Linked DNA regions of Homo sapiens: region 1 is linked to region 2. A link is a contact called in ENCODE Hi-C or POLR2A ChIA-PET data. All regions are on one chromosome and are shown on one strand. The core of a region is the stretch at or near the end of the contact, and the rest is flanking DNA. Distances in the headings are between cores, read along the strand shown. Region 1 holds the start of SCREEM1 (SNAI1 cis-regulatory eRNA expressed in monocytes 1). Region 2 holds the start of PTGIS (prostaglandin I2 synthase).

What was found. A loop is a pair of places that touch in the nucleus more often than their neighbours do. ChIA-PET counts read pairs that join two places held with the same protein, here RNA polymerase II (POLR2A).
Region 1: a map of endothelial cell of umbilical vein shows a loop between it and region 2 (3-fold over the local background). The contact joins the promoter of SCREEM1 here to the promoter of PTGIS in region 2. A Hi-C loop is called at or near these places in 1 of 168 maps with a recorded cell type or tissue (endothelial cell of umbilical vein). POLR2A ChIA-PET finds 5 or more read pairs at or near these places in 1 of 52 experiments (Caco-2).

The regions. Positions count from the first base shown.
Region 1 is chr20:50,028,850-50,035,010 of GRCh38, reverse strand. It overlaps SCREEM1 (SNAI1 cis-regulatory eRNA expressed in monocytes 1), which reads left to right and starts at 4,534. Exons shown (of 3, transcript XR_936829.1): 1 at 4,534-4,659; 2 at 5,019-5,297; 3 at 5,570-5,920. RefSeq lists enhancers at 4,319-5,156, 5,996-6,161.
Region 2 is chr20:49,564,786-49,571,284 of GRCh38, reverse strand. It overlaps PTGIS (prostaglandin I2 synthase), which reads left to right and starts at 3,148. Exons shown (of 10, transcript NM_000961.4): 1 at 3,148-3,242. The coding sequence starts at 3,169. LOC101927486 (a long non-coding RNA gene) reads right to left here and starts at 3,241. Exons shown (of 2, transcript XR_244188.4): 1 at 3,112-3,241; 2 at 1-72. RefSeq lists enhancers at 1,617-2,231, 2,232-2,848.

The DNA.
Region 1 (6,161 bases), core at 3,285-5,784, 460 kb before region 2:
CATCAGAGCGAGTGTTTATCTGCTGCCATGGGAAGCCCTGAGTCACTCATCTGGAGCTGGCACCCACCGCAGGATGGAAAGGAAAACAGGCACTGGCAGGGTGTTTTCTCCATTAAGTTCCCTGCGGATAGCAGGAGACGGGCAGAGTAGGGATGAGGAGAGAAATGACTTTTTCAGGCATGACGGTCCTTCCTCTGCTGTCCAGGTCTGGCTCTCCCCTGGAGAGTCTCAGCTCTCTACCATGTGTGTCCTCCCCAGGGTCTGGCCATGAGGAAATTGAACACAGAGAAGCCCAGGCCCTTCCCTAGGGCACACAGCAAGCACCCAGCCTCTGGCCTCAGTGAACAGGCAGAGACTACAAACGGGGGGTGCTCGGACCAACCAGACCCACAGAGGGACAGAGGAGACTTGTTTGACCCCCACAGAGTTAGAAACAACTGGAATTTCTTGCCCACAAAATCAGCCTGGGAGCAGGGGCTCACACCTATAATCCCAGCACTGTGGGAGGCTGAGGCAGGAGGATCGCTTGAGCGCAGGAGTTCAAAACCAGCCAGGGCAACATGGAGAGACTCTGGCTCTAAAAAAAAAAAAAAAAAAAAAAAAAATTTAATAGCCAGGTGTGGGCCGGACACAGTGGCTCACTTCTGTAATCCCAGCACTTTGGGAGGCTGAGGTGGGCAGATCACTTGAGGCCAGGAGTTGGAGATCAGCCTGGCCAACATGGTGAAACCCTGTCTCTACTAAAAATGCAAAAATTAGCTGGGCGTGGTGGCTTGCACCTACTCAGCTACTCAGGAGGCTGAGAGGGGAGGATCCTTTGAGCCCAGGAATTCCAGCCTGCAGTGGACTATGATCTCACTACTGTACTCCAGCCTGGTGACAGAGCAAGACTCAGTCACTTTAAAAAAAAAAATTCTATTACAATTCTGACTTCCCGTTTTCCCACAGCAGCGGGCCGGCTTTCCTACGTGGCAATGAATCACACCCATCACAGTCTCCACCAACCCCTATTGCTTCACCCTTAACTTATTTAAGTACCTGCCTAGCATCTGCAGGCATTGGAATCATCTGACCCTTGCTTAAAGCAAGGAAAAGAAGAAGAAATGGAATTTTAGGCAGAGGTTAGAGTAGGAAGAATCTAGGCTCCCGAAAGCTATCACTGGAGGTTCTGGAATTTGCAAGCCCTGGCTGGGAGGGAACATTCCCACTGACCATTCCAGCCTCTGCTGACCCCAGGGCCTTTCTGTGGCCACGGTCCTGGCTGTAAGTGCATGCACAGTCCTGGGTATCCTTCCAAGTGGATGTGTGGGCCCTGTGTGTGTATTTCTGGGCACAGAAGACTTTCAGGGTACTTGAATCTTGAATCTGCCATTTTCTGGCTGTGCGGTCCCAGGCAAGGACCTTACTCTTTCTGGGCCCAGTTTTGTTTGTTTGTTTGTTTTGAAACAGGATCTCCCTCTGTTGCCCAGACCGGAGTGCAGTGGCATGACCATAGCTCATTACAGCCTCAACCTCCCAGGCTCAAGTGATACTCCCACCTCAGCCTCCCGAATAGCTGAGACTACAGGCACACACCACCATGCCCGGCTAATTTTTTTAAAAAATTTTTTGTAGAAATGGGGTCTTGCTATGTTGCCCAGGCTAGTTTTGAACTCCTGGGCTCAAGTGACCCTCTCGCTTTGGCCTCCCAAAGTGCTGGGATTATAGGCATGAGCCACTGCCCCAGGCCTCTTGTCTGTAATATGAGCCTAGGCTGGCACCAGACAGGAGTAAGAGTAACTTTTACTATTTGATGTAAAGCCAAGCACTTGGCATGGGTTAACAGCTTCAGTCCTCGCTAAGAAATGAGGAGACCAAGGCACAGAAAGTAAAGCGCACAGTACAGGACCCGATCACAAAGGCCAAAAGGCAGCCAGGCCTGGCTCCCAGGGCCATGTGCTGGCTCCCCACACAGAGAATGTCAGCCGTGTGTGCTCTCAGCACTCTCCTGATACTGAGGATGAGAGGCACACATTACATTTGGGGACTTTCTTTTTTTGGGGGAGAGACAGAGTCTTGCTCCGTCACCAAGGCTGGAGTGCAATGGCGTCATCTCGGCTCACTGCAATCTCCACCTCTCGGGTTCAAGCAATTCTCCTGCCTCAGCCTCCGGAGTAGCTGGGATTACAGGCACCTGCCACCACACCTAGCTTAATTTTTGTATTTTTAGTAGAGATGAGTTTTCACCACATTGGCAAGGCTGGTCTCCAACTCCTGACCTCAGGTGATCCACCCGCCTTGGCCTCCCAAAGCACTGGGATTACAGGCATGAGCCACCATGCCAGGCCCATTTGGGGATTTTCTGTATGCATAGGGACCCTATATGCATGGTGTGCATGGTAGACCAGGCCCTGCACACACGTGAGTGCATGTGAGTCAGTGTGCATGTGTGTGCAAGTGTGTGCAGGAGAGGTTCTGGGGCCCACAAAGGACAATCATGTGTGTCTATCCATGTACACTCACATCCATTTGTGTACATAAGTGTCTGCTCCTGCACCTGTGTGTCTATTTGGATGTGTGTGTCTGTCCCTGCACGCAAATGTTTGTCCCTACATACAAGTGTCTGTGTTCACATGTGTCCACCCTTGAACACATACTTATCCTTCCATACATGTGTTCATCTGTGCATACGTCGGGCACTGTCTCCTCTCATACTCTGGCATGAGCTCAGTACATGTAGTCGCCCCCACCACGTGTGTGCAAAAACCCGGCTCCACCCATTAAGCCCAAGGAGGCCAGAGTTTCCCGTGGGTGCCCCAGATACTCAAGCACCCCCATTCCCAGGCCTGTGAATGTCTACTGCTCCCCAACCTCCACATCTTCCATGGGAGCTTCTGACAGGCCCTGAAATGCCTAGAAAAGGTGGCTGAACTGAGCTCCCACCCTCATTCTCCACCTGATGCTGCCTGCTGCTCTGGGGCTGCTTGCCCAGCCTCCTCCCGGGGCATCAGAGTGAGTGTGTATCTGCTGCCATGGGGAGGGGCTGCTGCTGGCCTGGGGTGGGTCTGCAGGAAGGCTCCTTCCCATGCCTTTGCACCCCCAGGAACCCCAAAACTTGTCACCATGCCACAATCACAGGAACATAGACTAATGCACACACACACCCCCACACATGCACAAAATACATGGCAGACAAACAACACTCCACACACACGTCCAGGCACCTGCCAAAAAAAGACGTGACACACACAGACCTGCTCCTATACAGTCACACCAAATTCCAGACACACAACACACACCCACAATACACTGCAGATACCCACAGGCACCTACAAATACAGAAGCACTAACTGCCTGAATCAGAGACACATAATGCAGGTGCATGGATGGGCGCACACAGACACACAGGGATGCACAACACCACACGCGGACCCACATGCATCTGTCCACATCACAGACACACACTCACACGCGTACCCCCTATCCAAGGCCATCCAGCTGGCCCCACACCCCAGGAGGACCGTGGAGAGCTCTGTCCCTCTTGCTCTCTCCCACCTGGCTTTAACCTCCTCCAAGCCATGTCCCCACACACCCCATCTTCCCTACTGCTCCCCTTGGCTGCCACACTGGCCTCCTGGCCAGTCCTGGAACACACTAGGCACATTCCAGCCTCAGGCCTTTGTACTTGCTGTTCTCTCTGCCTAGAATGCTTTTCTTGACCCCTTGATATCTGTGTGCCTCCCTCCCTCAGCTCCTTCCCGACTCTGCTCAAGACTGTCATCTTGGCTGGCTGCGGTGGCTCACATCTGTAATCCCAGCACTTTGGGAGGCCGAGGCGGGTGGATCACTTAAGGTCAGGAGTTCAAGACCAGCCTGGCCAACATGGTGAAACCCCATCTCTACTAAAAATACAAAAATTAACCGGGTGTGGTGGCACGCACCTGTAATCCCAGCTACTCCGGAGGCTGAAGCAGGAGAATCACTTGAACTCGGGAGGCAGAGGTTGCAGTGAGCCGAGATTGCAACACTGCACTGCAGCCTGGGTGACAGAGTGAGACTCCATCTCAAAAAAAAAAAAAAAAAAAAAGACTGTCATCTTGCCAGTGAGGCTGCGGCTGCTCCTGACCCTGCTCCCCGCACTGTGAACGCAGCCTGCGCCTCGCTCCTTCTGTGGCTCTCTGCTTTGATGCTGCTGCTGCTGTTCTCAGCTCTTACCACTACCTGATATTTATCAGTTGCTGGTCTCCCCATGAACGCCCTGGGGCAGAGGTCTCATTTCATCCAAAGTTGTAACTCCATGCAGTGAGCCGAGATCGCGCCACTGCACTCCAGCCTAGGCAACAGAGTGAGTGAGATTCCGTCACAAAATAAATAAATAAATAAATAAATAAACAAAGTTGTGACCCGAGCATCTGGAAGACTGCCTGGCACACAGGGGTGGTCAGTAAGTATCTGCTGAATGAATAAACACAATAGAATAGAAAGGATTGGTAGGTTCTAGAACAGACCAGAACACACAATAGAACAGAAACAATGCAATGGAATAGACAAGCTACACCACAACAGCCCAGTATAACCCATCAAAGCCAGGCTGATGCTCAGGGCTTCAACAGAATTGGGCAGAACAGCCACGAACCCCCTCCTAAAACTACGATCTGGACCTCAGCAGACACCATCAGGGTGGGTGGCCACGAACTGCATCTGGACAGGGGTCTTCCCACGCCCCTCTCCCCCGGCTATCCTGGGCTGAGAGCTTTTCCGCCTGCTCTGTCCCTGTTCCTGCCCAGCCGAACAGGTCAGGGGTGGTTTCTGGTCTGGACACCGGGGCTCTGGCTCCTGTCTGGGGTGATTCCTGCTGAGTCACTGGCCACAGTTCTGGCCAGGCTCCCACGGGCCTGATTATGTTGGAGGTTGGGGGACCATGGCCAAGGGATGAGGCACTCAGCCTACGGGTGCGTGGGGTGAGGGTGGTGCTGGGCTGGCCACAGGCTGCTTCTCTCCGTCACTGGTGGCTTTTACTTCACCTTTCCCATGGCCAGATGATGACAGAGAACACTCTCTCCACCAGGCCTGACCAAAGGTCTGGCTAGGCTGATGGTTACGAAAGAGAGGGAGAAAGAGAAGAGACTTAGGGGACCCCTCCCCCGCAAGCAATCCTCCACGGGGAAGGCTGGCCGTGGGAAGCTGTCCCTACCCAGTGCAGACTCGAGTCTGGCTTGAGAGCCCTGGCCCACCTCTGGACAGGGTCCTGATCCAAGGCTGGCGCTTCATCTCAGGGCAGGGGCAAGGTGGGGGGACCCTGCCTGTCTGCCTGGAAGGTCAGTTCTCGCCCTAACCCCACCTGGAACTTGACCATGTCTCTGCAGCCCCTCTGCTCAGGACCCTCCAGGGGCTCAAGGCAAAAGCCACATCCTCCTCATTGCCTGCCCCACCTGCCCGCCCCGTCCCCTTGCTGGCCTCACCTCCTGGCCTCGCCCACTCTGCTCCCACCCGACTGGCCTCCTGCCTGCTCCTTGACTCTGCCCACCACACCCCTGCCTCAGGGCCTTCACACTGGCTGTTCCCTCTGCCTGGAACTCTCTCTCCGCAGACACCCACATGGCTTCCTTCGATTCGTCCTGCAGATCTCCCTGGCATCACTTTCTGAGACACCGTACTCAACCCCCTCCAACAGGGAAAGCCCCCGCGCTATGTCCTGACTCCCCCAGCTGCGCCTGGCTCCCCCACCTGTGCCTGGCTCCTCCAGAGACACCTGTTCCAGCCCAGTGTGCGGTGTGCTCATTGTGCCATCTCCTTGGGTGGAGTGATGGCTCCATGAGGGCAGGCAGGTTGTCTACTCTGTTCACTGTTTAAAGCAGGGCCCTGCCCGAAGGAGGTGCGCAATACCTTCCGGGCAAATAAATGAATGAATGGATGAACTAAAGGAATTGGGAGGGGGAGTAGGAAGAGCACACTTAAAGCTCAGGCAGGTGCCGGGCGTGGTGGCTCACGCCTGTAATCCCAGCATTTTGGGAGGCTGAGGCGGGCGGATCACGAGGTCAGGAGATGGAGACCATCCTGGCTAACACAGTGAAACCCCGTCTCTACTAAAAAAATACAAAAAATTAGCCGGGCATGGTGGCGGGTGCCTATAGTCCCAGCTACTTGGGAGGCTGAGACAGGAGAATGGTGTGAACCCGGGT
Region 2 (6,499 bases), core at 1,899-4,398:
AATTTCTGCTATTTTCAAGGCCTGCCTGTTCCTCCAAGATGCCATAGCCAGAGGGTTGGATGTCCTGTCAGCCTGATAAACATAGAAAGCTTACACAGTAAGCAAAGTAAAAATAATAAAACAAAGCAACACTTTTGAATTCTCGCATGGGCCAGTCCTGCAGAGGTGCTCCGGATGCATCATTGCCTCATTTGGTCCTCCCTTCAGCCATATCTAGAAGGCGTCTCAGTTGGGAATGTCTTTGGCTGCAAGTATTAGAAAAATCTGACTCATGGTGTCCTAGCACAGACGTGTGGTTAGCTCATTAAATGAGAAATCTATAGGCAGGTGGTTCCAGGGATGGTGATTCCGCAGCTCTGGTTTGGGGCTCTGCAGTTTTCTTGGCCTTCCCTCATAACACTACAGCCCCCCTCAGCTCCCCCACTAATCACATTCCCACACGATTGCCCCCAAAGCAGAAGAGAAGGCAAATAGGAAGGAAACACATTTTTCTAGAAGCCCGCAACAGATATCTGGAAGGTGCCCACCTCAGGACAAATCACTAGCAAAGGTGGATTTCCTGGACCAGCTCAGACCCATGGTGGGTCATTCTCTGGGAAGGGGGCCTGGCCACCTTCCTAAACATATGCCGACTCCTGAACAAATCCAGGAAGAACCAGAGGCTCACATTCATCTCCCTTTGGTGTGTGAGCAGCTGCCTCTCCTTCCCTGGGAGGATTTTGTCTATGGGTCGAGAAGGGAAGAGAGTATCTGGAAGAGATATTTGTATTGAGGTGATATTGGTCTGCACTGAAGCCAGGGGTGGGGAGTAGAAGAACTAATATTTATTGAGTACCTATTGTATACCAGACCCTGTGCTGGGTGATTTCATTCTCTTTTCATTTAATTCAGTTCTCAAAGCAGCCCCATGAGGAAGGAACTGTTCTTCCCATTTTTCAGATGGGAAAATTGAGACCAAGCCTGATCACAGATAATGGAGAGGAGCGGAACTGGTATAAGCGCTAATTGCGGTTAACTTTCCCTGATGCTCATGGTGTGACAGGCACTCACATAGGTGTGCCCCATGGACCAGGTCGTTTGTTCCTGACCTCAACTCCATGAGGTTCTCTTTTCCCCATTCTGTCAATGAGGAACCTCAGCTTAGGGAGGTGGAGCAGTCTGCTTGGGGTCACAAAGCTGAGGATCGGCCAAGCCCAGCTGTGAACCCCACTGCTAGCAGACAGCCCTTTGGAGCTCCCCAAATTTGGAGAAAATCCTCTGGACCCGTTCTATGGCCTTCTTGGGATTGTTGGCTTCTCTGGCAGATAAGCTGGAAAAATAAACAAGAGGATCAGAAAACTCCTTTTGCCTCCTGCTGTTCTGAATCTGCTGAGGCCACAAGGGGGTCATCCAGCTGCCTCGACAGCCAACATTAAGCAGGCAAATGAATGAATCTTGAGTATGATAGCAGGACATGTGAAGTACTGCCAGAAAAAAAAACTATCAAAAAAACAAAGAAACAAAAATCAGTAAGAGGAGATGACTGTTTTAGACCAGGTGGCCAAAGACAGCTTCTCTGCAGTGACAGCTGAGCAGAGATAGAGGCACCGGGGAGGTGGTGGAAAGAGCAGGCTGTGCGAAGAATGCTCCGAACAGAGGGAACAGCACGTGCAAAGGCCCTGCAGTGGGACCTCTAGGGAAAGATGGGGAGATCAGTGTGGCTGGAGCAGAGTGGGTGAGGGAGAGAGTCGGGGGCATAGGGTCAGGCAGGTAAAGGTGAGAAGGGGCGGATCATGCTGGTTCTCGAAGGGCCTTGTCAGGACCCTGGCTGATAAGGATGGAAGCCAGGAGACCAGGAGGAGCAACAGCTTCTCCAGAGCTCTGCTGGGACTATGGAATGAAACGTGCCTAAGCTCACCCGGCACTGAATGGGTGGATACAGGACTAGAACAAGACCTCCTGGGTCTTACCTCCAGGTTCAGCCCATGGTTTCATAAAACTTAGTGTGCCAAGCACTCAACAGTTTGTGATTCCTTTTAGTGTCAAGCTCTCATCACTTCCTCACAACAGCCCCAGAGGTAAGCACAACTCTGCCCTCCCTGTTTCCAGATAATGAGGTGAGCTCAGAGAGGTTGAGCTACCTGCCCAACGCTTCCCAGGGTGGGAATGGGGATGGTGGGGGCAGGGGCGTGGAGTGAGGCTGGATTGACCCCCAGTTCTCATCAGCACCCTGGGGTGGTACATTGCAGAGCCGCGGGCACAGGGGGCTGGCACCCCAAGCACCAGGTAGCGATGACAATGGCCACCACATCCGGAGGCCCTAACGTGCACCAGGTAGAGGGTGCATACTTCACGGGCACTATCTGTCCCCAAAGCAGGTGAGGATGAGGGGACTCCCTGAGACACCCTTGTACCCCCTGCCCAGTAGTTACTGAAGATACTATAGGGTGCGATATAATCCAGACCAGCCCTCCCAGCCCAGACCACAGAATGGAAAACTCCAGGTCCCCAGCACGCCTGGGGTGGGGGATGGGGTGAGGAGGAGCCTTGGGGGGTTTCCTCTGTCTAGGTGGAATGTGGAATGTGGTGGGAAAGCTCCTCCTGACCCCCTTACACTCCTCCTCCATGTTCGTCCCCTCCCACCACATTTTCTCCTCCCACTGTGCCCCCTCCTCCCCATACCTCCTTGGCTGTTTCCCCATCGTCCCGCCGTCTTCCCACATTCCCTCCTCTTCCCTTCCCCAAAAGTCCTCTCCCATCTTCCCCATCCCTCTTCCCTCCCCGCATATAATCTCTTCCTTCCTGTAAATCCTCTCCCTCTCCCCTCCCTTCCATCACCCCCCAGTCCACCACATCCCCCTCAGTCCCCCATCTATCTCCTTTCCCCTTGATCACTCCCCAGCCCACCACATCCCTTCCGCCCCCTCCCCCTCCCCCTCCTTCTCCCCTCCCCTCCCTCCCACATTTTCCATCAGGCCTGAGCTGGGGGGAGCAGGGTTTCTAACAGAGCGCCCCGGTCCGACCCCTGCGGACCTCGGAGGGCCCCATCCCCCACCCCCCCCACCCCGCCCCAAAGCGGGCTGGGGTGGGCGGAGTGGGAGGGGCGCGCCGGGTGGGGGCGGGGAACTTTACCTGGGAGTGGGCCAGGCCGCCAGCCCCGCCAGCCCCGCCAGCCCCGCCAGCCCCGCGATGGCTTGGGCCGCGCTCCTCGGCCTCCTGGCCGCACTGTTGCTGCTGCTGCTACTGAGCCGCCGCCGCACGCGGTGAGTGTCCTGCTCCGCTCGGCCCCGCCAGACAAAGGGGGCGGCTCCCGCCCGGGCTGCAGCCCAAGGGTCTCGGAGCCCGCGGCCGGCCCGGCCCGAGTCCCGCTCCAGTATCCCGGGCAAGGCGAGACCCTCGGAGGTGGGAGTCCCGGGGCCCCGCACGTGGGTGAGGGGGCCAGGCCGTGCTCCCCCTGCCAAGAAGGTGCAAGGTGGGAAGGTGCGGGGTCCGGTAGGTCCCCCGGGGCGAATCGCCCACCGCGACAAGTCCGAGTCTGGCCCTTAGCGCGACGGCAGGGACCTAGGAGGGGGTTTCAGGTGAGGACCGAGGGTTTGTGGGTGGGGAGCCGTGCGGGGACAGCCTCTGCGTGGCCCGGGTGGAAGAAGCGCTCTCCACTCTCCAGCCTCTGCCTGCACCTGGCACCCACCTACGCGCTGTCAAACCCTGCCTTGCTTTCGGCAGTCCTATAGGGATAGCCTCGCTCCTCAACCCATTACACAGATGGGAGTGTTGAGCCAGCGGAGTGTAGAGCCCCTGGGGGATGTCTTGATCATGCCCTGGAACCACCCACCCCGGGATTCCCCGTCTGGAAGACGGGGGTCGGTGGGCTTAGTAATTTCATTTGCCAGGGAGAAACTGAGGCCTATGAAGTCTCTACCTTCCCCTGAGGTCCCACAGCCTGGACAGAACGGAGCCAGGGTCAGATGTCACAGCCTCCTGGTCCCAAAGGTTTTCCAGCTCCATTGAGCATCTGTGATTTAGGAGAAAAAGTAAAGACAGCCTCAAATCAAGGAGATAGCTGTAGCTCTCCTTTTCATAAAATATTTTTTAAGTTAACTTGAATTGCATAAGGAATAGCTGAATACATTCGACTTAACACAAATATTTATCCTGTTATAGGTAAGACCGAAGCCCCTTAACCCTCCCCCAGCCCCTGAAGTCTAGTCCTCTCTCCCTCTCTGGGCCTCTCCTGTTGCTGAGTCTGGGTAGAACCTTCCATATTTAAAAAAATATACTTTTTATTTGAGACTAGTTTGGGATTTACAGAAAGTTGCAAAGATAGTACAAAAAGTTCCTGTATTTCTCTCACCCCGTTTTCCCTATTGTTAACATCTTACATTGTTATGGGACATTTGTCGCCACTAAAAACCAACACTGGTCCGTTACTCTTAACTAAACTTCAAACTTCACGGGATTTTATCCAGTTTCCCATTACTGTCCTCTTTTGTTCCAGGATCCGGCCCCAAGTTACCACATTGCCTTTAGTTTTCATACCTCCTCAGTCTCCCAGATGTTTTAAAAATTACTCTTACATAAAAATTACTCTTACATACATAGACATGAGCTTGTAGCTAATACAGAGCCACGTAAGAGAGAGTTAGTTTACATTCGTGTCTGAAAATTCCGGAAACCTTGGGAACTTTTTGATTTTTAAACAATATGGTAGTTGAATTTTCAAACAATAAGCTCACTGTATTTTTCTTCAACCTCCAGACATCTTTTCAGCTGAAATTTACAACTGTGTAGTCAATCATTTGCCTTAAAACAAGAAAAGAAAAAGACAGTGAATAAATGTCTCAGGGAAGAAATGAATTATTTTTCCTGTCAGGCTTTCTCAATACACTGTATAGAAATGTTTTCAGACATTATGTTGCTTGCTCTTTTCACTCCAGATTTTAGTTTTGACATCTGTTCTTTTTGCTACAAGCAGATCTTTTTGCTACAAGGAGATCGAATCCATTCTTTTGATCCTCTCTGGAGTCTTCCATCATGTGAATACGTTATGGGCTCTTTTTTTGTTTGTTTGTTTGTTTGAGATGGATCTTCCCTCTTGTTGCCCAGGCTGGAGTGCAATGGCACGATCTCGGCTCACCGCAACCTCTGCCTCCTGGGTTCAAGTGATTCTCCTGCCTCAGCCTCCCCAGTAGCTGGGATTACAGGCATGTGCCACCATGCCCAGCTAATTTTTGTATTTTTAGTAGAGACAGGATTTCTCCATGTTGGCCAGGCTGGTCTCGAACTCCTGACCTCAGGTGATCTGCCTGCCTCGGCCTCCCAAGGTGCTGAGATTACAGGCGTGAGTCACCGCGCCCTGCTGAGCCTTTGATTTTTATACCTGTGGGCACCTTGGAAGGGTCAACAGTGGGTAGTGGGGAGAAGTGTGGGAATGAGGGTCACTGGCAGCTTGAGGGTAGGTGCATGGACCCTGGGGACCCCAGTTTAGATCCCCAATCTCACTTTCTCCTTCCAGTTCAGCTAGGGACACTCTGGTTATCTCCATTTTACAGAGGAGGAAACAGGCTCAGAAAGGCTAAGCAACTTGCTCAAGGTCTGTCTGGATTAAAACTCTGGGCTGTAAGAATTTTTAGCTTTTACTTTTAGTGATAGGATCTCACACTGTGGCCCAGGCTGGAGTGCAGTGTACAATTATAGCTTACTGGAGCCTTGAACTCCTGGGCTCAGGTGATCCTCTCATCTTAGCCTCCTGAGTAGGTGGGACTACAGGTGTGTGCCACCATGCCCAGTTAATTTTAAAAATTTTGTAGAGATGGCATCTTGCCATGTTGTCCAGGATGGTCTCAAACTCAGCTCAAGCGATCCTCCCACCGCAGCCTCCCAAAGTGCTGGAATTACCGGTGTGAACCACCACGCCTGGCTTTGCAAGAATTTTTAATTCACAGGAAGAATGAATTCTCAGTCTTCCCACACATTATACTGGTAATCTGAACACTCAAAAGTCTTAGAACCATGTGACTTTTAGATACTAAGAAATGCAACTACAAGCAAAAAATTCTTAAAGAAGGACAATGGCCGGGAGGGCGGATCACGAGGTCAGGAGATCGAGACCATTCTGGCTAACACGGTGAAACCTCATCGCTACTAAAAAAAAAAAAAATACAAAAAAAATTAGCCGGGCGTGGTGGCAGGCGCCTGTAGTCTCAGCTACTCAGGAGACTGAGGCAGGAGAATGGCATGAAGCCGGGAGATGGAGGTTGCAGTGAGCTGAGATCCTGCCACTGCACTCCAGCCTGGGCGACAGAGCGACTCCATCTCAAAAAAAAAAAAAAAAAAGGGCAAACAAGTGAAACAAGTGGGTGACCCTGATGCCGTCTGAATGGTGATCCAGTTTGGGTTAAAATAAGCAAGGCTCTCCAGCTCCCTTGTCTCATTTCTTTATCCTGACCAAGCCTTGAGGTAATTTCCATCACCCTTATCATACAGCTGAGGTTTAAAAAGATGAAGTGACTTTCCCAAGGTC